Regions from separate parts of the Homo sapiens genome. Here region 1 is linked to region 2. Evidence: read pairs that join two places in POLR2A ChIA-PET (ENCODE). Cell type or tissue: OCI-LY7. All regions are shown on one strand. Each heading gives the region's core, and the rest is flanking DNA. Links, peaks and the distances in the headings are about the cores only. Region 1 overlaps KATNAL1 (katanin catalytic subunit A1 like 1). Region 2 has its middle 69 kb from the start of USPL1.

What was found. Peaks named below come from ENCODE experiments on the same cell type or tissue, not always from the same donor. Only the 100,000 strongest peaks of a DNase experiment are listed, where the experiment ranks them.
Region 1: POLR2A ChIA-PET joins it to region 2 with 5 read pairs; 2 of 35 experiments call an interaction of 5 or more read pairs at or near these places.

Annotation. Positions count from the first base shown.
Region 1 is chr13:30,227,990-30,233,378 of GRCh38, forward strand. KATNAL1 (katanin catalytic subunit A1 like 1) reads right to left here. Exons shown (of 11, transcript NM_032116.5): 7 at 3,325-3,483; 8 at 2,479-2,605. Among named protein-coding and RNA genes, the nearest start is that of KATNAL1, 77 kb to the right of the region's middle. In OCI-LY7, for the core only: no CTCF peak of the experiment used is centred there; no DNase peak of the experiment used is centred there.
Region 2 is chr13:30,546,046-30,551,434 of GRCh38, forward strand. It overlaps a transcript of HMGB1 not described here. Among named protein-coding and RNA genes, the nearest start is that of USPL1, 69 kb to the right of the region's middle. In OCI-LY7, for the core only: no CTCF peak of the experiment used is centred there; a DNase peak (open chromatin) is centred at 2,216.

The DNA.
Region 1 (5,389 bases), core at 132-5,131, 320 kb before region 2:
TATTCTAGCATGCAATTATAATTTTGAAAGACAGGTTATATTTCCATGATGTTGTCCTTTAAACTTTTAAGTGACCTGTAAAAAATAAATAAGACATTTAAGAATGAACCCAGTAATCACAGATAAAAATAACCAAACCAACTACATGTATATACACAGTGTCTCCTTTTCAGAATTAAAATTTTAGAATAAAAAATTTCAGGTCACACAACAGAAACTTTAGAAAATATGTAGTGAGAAATAAAAGATAAAAAAACCCCATAAACTTTATTGATAAGACTTTCTAGTCTAGCATAATAAAGTGCTAGTGGACTTAAAGCAACCTAGTTCAATACAGTATTTTTTAAAAAAACAAGGTCTGGTTCTGTTGTTCAGGCTGGAGTGCTCTGGCATGATCTCAGCTCACTGAAACATATAATATTTTCTTATTATGAAACTCCTACTTCGGTCATTATGACAAAGAATCAAGCTGTCCAACTAATAATCAACAATAGTCACAAATATCCCTCAATGAAATTCAGCTGACTAAATTTGTATTCAGTGATTTCCTTTTCCAATTTTAAACACCTAATGTTTTCTCCTATACCCCACTTCAAAAATAAAACATACTCATTCCTTTCTCTCATACTTTAGCAAAAGTTAACATGGTAAACTCACTGAGGGAAGGGTCTCATAGTACATTGTAAGTATTCAGTAAGTATCCACAGTTGATGAATAACCGTGACTGTTTTGAAACAACACAACTTGGATATTGTTGGTGTTTTGTTGTTGTTGTTGTTATGAGACAGGTTCTTGCCCTGTTGCCCAGGCTGGAGTGCCATGGCACAATTACAGCTCGCTGTGGCCTCAAACTCCTGCGCTCAAGCTATCCTCCCACCTCAGCCTCCTGAGTAGCTGGGACTACAGGCACATGCCACCACATCCAGCTACTTTTTAAAGTTTTTGCTACGTTAAAGTCTTGCTATGTTAACCAGGCTGGTTTTGAACTCCTGGCCTCAAGTGATCCTCCTACCTCAGCCTCCCAAAGTGCTGGGACTACAGGCATGAGCCATTGCACTCAGTCCCTCACCCTGGATATTTTTTAATGTATTTTATCTGTTCTAATGTTTTGCTTGAACGGCCTCTTGTCTACCACACAGCTAACTTATCTCTAAACAGCAGCTCTGAGCCCATAACCCTTTTCCTTCTATGGCTCCTCAGGGCCCTTTTTCTCTGTCCTGATAACTCCTATCAATGCTTCAAAGTCCAACTTGGCTATCTCTTTCCATGACTCCCCTGGTCTTGGTGGTGCCTCTCCTGTGTTTTCCACTGCACCCAGACTTTACTTCTACGCCAGAATGTACCATAATGTATTATACTCATCTGATCAGTTGCCTGCTTCCCATCCAGATCAGTGGTTCTCAAACTTTTTGATCTCAGGACCCTTTTATACTCTTAAAAATTACTGAGGCTGGGTGCAGTGGCTCATGTCTATAATCCTAGCACTTTGAGAGGCTGAGTCCAGAGGATCATCTCAGCTCAAGAGTTCAACTACAGCCTGGGAAACATGGAGAGACCCTGTCTTTACAAAAAATAAAACTTAGCCAGATGTGGTGGCATGTGCCTGTGGTCCCAGCTACTTAGGAGGCTGAGGCAGGAGGATTGCTTGAGCCCAGGAGGTCAAGGCTGCAGTGAGCTGTGTTCACACCACTGTACTCCAGCCTGGACAACACAGCAAGACTCTGAACCTTAAACAAAAAAAATTATTGAGAACCCCAAAGAGCTTTTTTGTGTGTGGAGTGTATCTATCAATATCTTTAAAACTTAAAATAGATGGTGCATGGGTAAATTGTATGGAAAAAACCTAAAATTGAAATTTAAAAATATTAATTCACTTAAAAATAATGATAAATTCATTACTTATTTACATATGTTTATGAAAAGTATGTTTTCCAAAATATTAAAAAAAAGAAGAGGGGCTTTTTTTTTTTTTTTTTTAACATTTTTGCAAATCTCTTTAATGTCTATCTAGAGAAAAGCTGGATTCTCATATCTGCTTCTGCTTTCTTTTTATGATACCCTACGTCTTACAGCCTCTCGAAAACTCTACTGTACACTTGTGAGAGAATGAGAGTGAAAAAGAAAAGGCAAACAATGACTTGATATTCCTATGAAAATAGTTTTGACCTTGCAGATTCTTTAAAGGGTCTCAAAGATCCCTAGGACTCTAGATCATGCCTCCAGAAACTTTGCTCCAAACAGTAAGCTCCTTGAAGGCCATAGTAGCCTTTTTCTTTGTAACCTCAGAATCTGAAATGGTGCATGATCTCTAACAAGTATGCAAGAAATGCTTTCTGAGTGCATGAACAAATGAACAAATAAATGGGTGAATGAACAAATAATTAAACTCAGGCTGCCTTCTAATCCATCCATTGATTATGAGTTTACACAAAATATTTAAAAATGAGAGTTTTGAAACAATAATTAAATATCAATTACCATCCATCTGAATGAGCAGTTCAGACTTGACCCTGCGACTTGCCTCATGTTCATCAGAGGTTCCTCTTCGACTGCAGATAGAATCTATCTCATCAATGAAGATCGTGGTAGGGGCATAAAATCTAGCCTTTATGAAAATATTTTAAAGAAATCATTCAATAATCTCATAAAACAATTGGAGTATTTAAAAAAATCTTTTAAAACAATGGCAAAAGAGAGCAGAAACTTCTCACTGTTTTAATGCCATCATCTGGTTATGGCAAAGGCTAAATCAATCATTCCCATGAGAAAAAAGAAATTTCTAAAAATAAAGGTTATATGGCTGGTGAAGCTGGGTGATAGATACATAGGGGTTCATTGTACTATGCTTTCTACTTTCATATCTGGAAATTTCCATAATGGAAAAATTTTTCAAAAATAAATCAACCTCAATCCTCAAATATACATTCTTAAGTTACTGCAAATCCCATATGAAAAAGGAATAAACTTTAATGACGGGTCAGACTCTGATTTTTAAAATACATATGAAAATATTCTTCTGTTCCATCAGCTCCCTAGAGATCCAGAAATACCAGTCAACCCACATATACGACCAAAGTCTCTTCTTCCACCCTGAGTGGACAGGATGCCAAAAGGCCTTGCTTTACCTTAAAGAAAAAGATACACTGAAGATACACCAACTACCCCACAAAACCCATCACCCCAATTCTCATCAGTGTGTCAAGAACTATTAAAATAGAACTACACTGCCCTTTTCAAAAAAGATTCCAGGTGGACAGAACTGATTTATGGGGGCATCATAGGCCTACACACACTACTTTGAAATCTGAATATATCGTCACTCACCATCTCAAACAACAGACGAACTAACTTCTCAGATTCACCTCTGTATTTAGATGTCAGTGTAGAAGACGAAACGTTGAAGAATGTTGTACCACATTCAGTGGCAACAGCTTTAGCTAGCATAGTTTTACCAGTGCCTGGGGGTCCAACCATCAGTACACCCTGAAATTTCAAAAGACAAATTAAATGATTTATCAGATTAAAAAATTTTTTTATAAATTATCATCAGCTATTAATGTACATTGAGATTTTTCCATCAAAAGATAAACTCAAAATTGTCACAGTAAAATCATGATGCATTTAGTAAGAGTATTATTTTATAGCTAGAAAAAATGAAGAAATTTCACAAAATGTCTCAAGCCAGAGGTAGTCAGAGATAACCTAACAAAAAGACTAGACAACAAACAAGTTTCTCATATATTTAGATATAATCTCAGTTTCCTGAACCTAGCATATGACATATACATATAATATTCAGCACTGCTTAAAAGCAACTGTTCTGTTTACACATAATAAAAATAAGACATTTTCTATCACATGTGGCAGAATTACACATTCTTTACCCTCTATAAGGGACAGAACCTATCTTCCACAGTGCATTTATAATACACAGCTTTCAGTAAAAAATAAAGACCCATTTATGAGTTAATAAGGTTAACAGTAAAAAATCCAGTGGTAATTCAAACATAATCAAATTAGCAAGATTTGTATCATTTTAATGCGTTAGCTTATATAAAATAGTAATAGTGATGAAAGAACCAGTACAGAATAAAAACTAAACTTCAGTTACTTCTTAGTTTTGAAAACAAACATAAAAGTATTCTATAAAAAGAAATCAGTGAAGAATAAAAATTATTCAAAGAATCCAACTCTCTAGTCTTAAAAACTAATGGGTTCTTAAATAATTATTTTCTTCCAGAATTTTTAATAGAGTTTAAATACATAGCTCACACTAAATTTTTTGCATAATACCTGGTGATTCCTTAAGAGGAATTCTGATCCAATTGCTACTTTGGTTTGACAAGCTTCTGGGGATTTAGGCTTTGAAAACTATGTGTATGTCAAAGTTTCATAAACTCCAAATTCAGAAACTGTCCAAATGCTTTTCTAGCTATAGAATTTTAACACAGATCAACCAGGAATCACTAAAATTTGAAACACTAGTTTTACAAAAATATTTTTTTGCTTTGTTAGGGAGCCCTCAACTTTGCATGAGGTTGAGATTTTAAAAACCATGAAAACGACCAATTGATGCTATAGGCATAACCAGAGCAAAGTTCTTATTTCTCCGATGCCTTTTTCCATGCTCTCTGAGAGGGCCATCCTGTAATGCCATTAATGTGGCCACCTCCTATAGGAGTTAATTTCTAACATTAGCAGCTGTTTATAGCTACTGTACGATATTTATAAACTTCACCTCCTCATGACATTACTCCTTTAATTAATTTCTCTCTTTCCTGTATCTCTTTGTCTACTGGCTCTTTCCCCTCGGTATACAAATATACTTTAATCTGCCACATTACAAAAATCCCTTAAGGAAAGAACAGTCTCTTCAATAAATGTTGCTGGAAAAACTGGATAGCCATATGCAGAAGAATGAAACTAGATGCTGATCTCTCACCATTTACAAACATCAAAATGGATTAAAGACCATATACAAAAATAAAATCAAAATAGGTTAAAAACCTCAAACTATGAAACTGCTAGAAGAAAACACTGGGGAAATGCTACAGGACATCAGTCCAGGCAGATTTTTTTTGTGTAAGACCTCAAAAGCACAGGCAACCAAAGCAAAAACAGATAAATAGATTATATCAAACTAAAAAGCTTCTGCACAGCAAAGGAAACAACAAAGAGACACCCCCACAATGGGAGAAAATATATGCAAAATATCCATCTGACAAGGGATTAGTAACCAGAACACATAAGCAGCTCAAGCAACTCAATAGCAAAAAGACAAATAATCCAATTTTAAAATGGGCAAAAGGTCAAAATAGACATTTCTCAAAAGAAGACATACAAATGTCCAATAGATACATGAAAAAATGCTCAACATCACTAATCATTA
Region 2 (5,389 bases), core at 196-5,195:
ACAATGCAGATATAAAGCACTTCCATCATCACGGAAAGTTCTATGGCACACTGCTGGAGACTAAACCTCACGTTTTGTTTGTTTGTTTTGAGACGGAGTCTTGCTCTGTTGCCAGGCTGGAGTTCAGTAGCGTGATCTCAGCCCACTGTAATCTCTGCCTCCCGGGTTCAAGCAATTCCCCTGCCTCAGCCTCCCGAGTAGCTGGGACTACAGGTGTGCATCGCCACGCCTGGCTAATTTTTTGTATTTTAGTAGAGACGGGGTTTCACCATGTTGGCCAGGATGGTGTTGGTCTCCTGACCTCGTGATCTGCCTGCCTTGGCCTCCCAAAATGCTGGGATTACAGGCGTGAGCCACTGAGCCCGGCCAACCTCACGTTTTATACTTGGGGAGAAGTGGTTTCCTAACTACACTGTTGAGGAGGGAATCTGGAAGTGTGATTTTCCTCTTTTTTTAGAGACTGGGTCTTGCTCTGTTGTCCAAGCTATAGTTCAGTGGAACAATTAAAGCTCACTGCTGCCTTAACCTACTGGGCTCAAGTGGTGCTCCCAGTTCAGCCTTCTGAGTAACTGGAACTACAGGCGGGTGCCACCATGCCCAGCTAATTTTTGTATTTCTTCTTAGAGATGGGGTCTTGCTATGTTGTCCAGACTTGTCTTGAACTCCTGGCCTCAACTGATCCTCCTACCTCAGCCTTTCAAAGTGCTGGGATTACAGGCATAAGCCACCATGCCCAGTCCAGTTTAATTATTCTTTATACAATATTTCATTAATTATTGAATTTTCAATCCTACCGTGAATCCACCTTTAGGGGTACCTGAAGGCTCCCCTTTCTTGAAACTTGACTCTTAACTAACCCCCTACAACACACACATTTGTAGGTGTAGGTTTCATGCTGTTAATTACCACTGGTCCATGTGTCTCCCATCTTTCAAAACATTCTTTATCCCTATCCTACTCCTTCAGCATTACTGATGGGTTTTCAGCAAGGAGCAGAGATAATGTGTGTGGCCCATGCCAAGCCTGAAGTCCTCCTGAGATGTTATTCACATAACTCATGACAAAGGCAATGGGGAAAAAGTGTTCTGCTGCTTAGCTTTGTCAGGTTTTGTCCAAGGTTTGCTTAGTTACAGTTTTAAGAAAATTTTATCATCTCTGATTTCTTTATATTCCATTGTTTTATTCTTTTCCCAAATATTATTTGAGAACTTACTACAGGTAAGGCACTGCTCCAGTTTTAAGTTTTCTCACTTTACCCTCCCATTTCATAAAAAATATTGTTGCTAAACATTTTCAGTGAAAGTTTAATAATTATGTATGTTGGCAAAACCTCATGAACAAAACACAGGGCAAGCTTATTTTCAACTGACTCAAGATTGGTTTCCTCTACCCACAGCCTTAAGCCGAGTCAAGAGCTGAGCCCATTCCATAGATGCTAAACCTCAGCCAACCTTAACCTGTGAATATGAGAACAGATACGTGTTGATACAAACCACTGAGTTTGGGGTGGTTTGCTATAGAGCATTATGTTGTCTGTCTAACACCATGGGAAAAGAGTCCTTACAAACAGGACTTTAGATTTTTTTTTTTTTTAATACAAAGATATGGCTAGGCACAGTGGCTCACTTTGGGAGGCCAAGGCTGGTGGATCACTTGAAGTCAGGAGTTTGAGACCAGCCTGGCCAATGTGGTGAAACCCCGTCTCTACTAAAAATACAAAAATCAGCCAGGCGTGGTGGCACACACTTGTGATCCCAGCTGCTTGGGAGGCTGAAGCAGGGAGGATTGCTTGAACCCGGGAGGCAGAGGCTGCAGTGAGCCAAGATTGTGCCACTGGAGTCCAGCCTGAGCAACAGAGTGAGTGAGACTCTGTCTCAAAAAAAGATATGGGTTAGTCAATATGTTTAGGAGAAAATAAAAGTTATCATTCTACAACATAAAATGCTATTTTATTGCTTGTTGCATTTTATCTAATGGTGTTTTTCTAAGAAAATTTGCAATAGGAATACCACTGTTTCAGGTTTTAAAATGATCATAAGCACCTGATAGAGTTTGGCTGTGTCCTCACCCAAATCTCATCTTGAATTGTAGTTCCCATAATCCCCACGTGTTGTGGGAGGGACCAGTGGGAGGTAATTGAATCATGGGGGTGGTTACCCTCATGCTGTTCTTGTGATACTGAGTGAATTCTCATGAGATCTGACGGTTTTATAAGGGGCTTTCCTGCTTTTGCTCGGCACTTCTCCTTCCTGTCGCCATGTAAAGAAAGACCTTTTTGGTTCCCCTTCCACCACGATTGTAAGTTTCCTGAGGCCTCCCCAGCCATGCTGAACTGTGAGTCAATTAAACTTCTTTCCTTTATAAATTACCCAGTCTTGGGTATATCTTTATTAACAGCACGAGAATGGACTAATACAGCACCTGACTAGGAAACTAATATTTTCCTTTCATTTGAAAAGGATATTTCATTAGCGAACAGTGTCTATTACACAAGTTACATCAAGATCTGTGTGCCTCTTTCCAAAAGATAAATTACAAGCATTGTTACAAAATAAAAGAGTATGCGGTTTGCAAAATTCTTATGATGGGAGCCCTTCTCTGCCCAGAATTATGCTTGCTTGCCTCTTAATGCTTCCACTAATTATGATGAGATGTCACTCAGAACCTACAGTTTCTGCCTTGGGGGACGTATAAGAATGTCAGAACACCTCTCCATGGTATCAGGTGCCTGCAGAGCTTTGCTGTGGGTTATGGACCAACTCCTCAGTATCTGTTCCTAAGACCAAATGAACCACGCTATCTTGGAAGTGCTGGTCTTGGACAGTAAAGGACATTGTGCAGACAGCTGGAAGCGGTCCCTATTAACATTGTCCCTGATAGTGAATAAAGGGACGGTGTGAGTTCCTTTGGGCTGCTTTCTTTCTTGATGTACTGAAACTTTAGTTTCAATGGAATCAAAAGAATCAGAGACGCTGGGTGCAATGGCTCACACCTGTAATCTCAACACTTTGGGAGGCCAAGTAGGAGGAACTCTTGTGCCCAGGAGTTCAACACCAGCCTGGGCAACAGAGTGAGACCCCATCTCTACAAAAAATAAGAAAAATAGCTGGTCATGCTGGTATACACCTGTGGTCCCAGCTACTCAGGTGCTCGCTTGGGTCCAGGAGGTCAAGGGTGCAGTGAGCCGTAATTGAGCCACTGAACTCCAGCCTAGGTGACAGAGTGAGATGCTGTCTGAATAAATAAATAAATACGAATGTCTGACCAGATTGGGGCAGCATCTCTGTATTTGACAGATTCTAAAACAACAACTTAGTAATAAACTCTATCACTCTTACAGTAATAGTGATAGTGTTCAGAGTAATAAACAGATTCTCACGCTGTTGCCCAGGCTGAGAGCAGTACACAATCACAGCTCACTGCAGCTCTTGGGCTCAAGTGGTCCTCCTGCATCAGCCTCCTGAGTAGCTGGGACTACAGGTGCAGGCCACCATGTCTGAGTAATTTTTGTACTTTTTGTGTGTGTGTGTGTAGGGACAGGGCTTCACTATGTTGCCCGGGCTAGTCTTGAACTCCTGGCCTCAACAGACCCTCCTGCTTCGGCCTCCCAAAGTACTGGGATTACGGGCATGAGCCACTGTGCCTGGCACAAACACTAATTGTTTGTTTTTTTTTTTTTGAGATGGAGTCTTGCTCCATCTCAGCCTGCACGCCAGGCTGGAATGCAGTGGCATGATCTCGACTCACTGCAACCTCCGCCTCTCGGGTTCAAGCAATTCTCCTGCCTCAGCTTCCCGAGTACCTGGGATTGCAGGCGCCCGCCATCACGCCTGGCTAATTTTTGTATTTTTAGTAGAGACGGGGTTTTGCCATGTTGGCCAGGCTGGTCTGGAACTCCTGACCCCAAGTAATCCGCCTGCCTCAGCCTCCCAAAGTGCTGGGGTTACAGGCATGAGCCACCACACCTGGCCACAAACACTATTTTTTAAAGCATGTGATGTTAGATTCTTTTATAAATTAATATTCAAACTCACTAGAAAGACTCTGGAATATGTGTATGTGTGTGTACTAGTTTTTAAAATCCTATATTTTCCTTAACATTAAATTGAAACTCATTACAAAACAAAGGTTAATACTAGTGCTGTCATGACTATCAGGAGCTATGACATCCTTTTAGGAAGTCATGTATGTTCATTTGTCCATTTGTTCATTCATGTATGTAAAAGTTACAGAACACTGACATTGTGCTAGGGACCAATCTAAACACTGGGAACACAAAGGTGGGTGGCTTTCAAGGGGCTATCTAAAGTCCAAAGAGGAAAGCAGACAACGAGAAGCTATTACCAGTGTGAGCAGTGCTAACGACTGAATGGAATGAGAGTACATATCCTCCCTGACATGGTGGGGAGGGATGTCAAAGGAAGGCTCTTAGACATAGAATCTAAATCGAGTCCTCGTGTTTGTCGTACTTCCTTAATGTAGGGATTCTCTCTGTGTAACTACCTATCATTCATTTGCCTCTTTGCTCAGTTCACTACCCACCAGAGGAACTGCTCCCATGCCGAGGGACCCTCGGATGACACACTCGGGCCACCTCCTCTTTTGCCTGTGTGTCTGCAATATCTAGGTGAGCTTGGCTTTGGTACCATATCTGTTCTGTCATTCCTGCTCCAAAACATAAGACTCACTCCCAAGAGGAAATTTTTGCATTTGAAAATTCAAGTTGTATGAAATATAAATGTTTCCTACTTTGTACGTTCTTTAAATTCATGTGTCATATATTACATTTACTAAGAAGTAGAAATACATGTACTTTCTAAACTGAGAAAACTAGCTGGTGGAAGACAAAACTGATTCTAAACACATCTGATAGATTCTAAAAAGTGAAGGTACTTTAAGTGGCACTACCCTGGCACATGTTCACTTTAGATTGCCAGGTAAACCAGCCCAACAGGTGTTAGGAGACAGATGTTCACCAAATGCTTAGCCCTCAGGGAGAAAACATTAAAATATACAACATATTTCCCCCGAGTATCAGCAACTGAAGAAAGCATTTTACCATCTACTATCATGATTTCTAAACACAGTTTAAAAAATTTTATCGAATACCTACTATAATGCAAGCAGTACTAGTTATGGTGATAAAAGATAAATAAACCCCTGATGTATAAACTAAGCACCTTAATTCATTATTTCATGGTTAAATACATTCTAAAACTAATTTTTTTCCTCCGCAAGTCTTCCTTCTCTTTGGGGTTTAAAAGGCTCATCACTGAACTGAACCAAGTCCATCTTAGGAACTCACTGAGTATAGGGGATTGCCAAGTCCTGTTGACTCTTCTGCCCTCTGCAGTTTCAAAGCTGTCTTCACTTTATCTTGGCACCATTT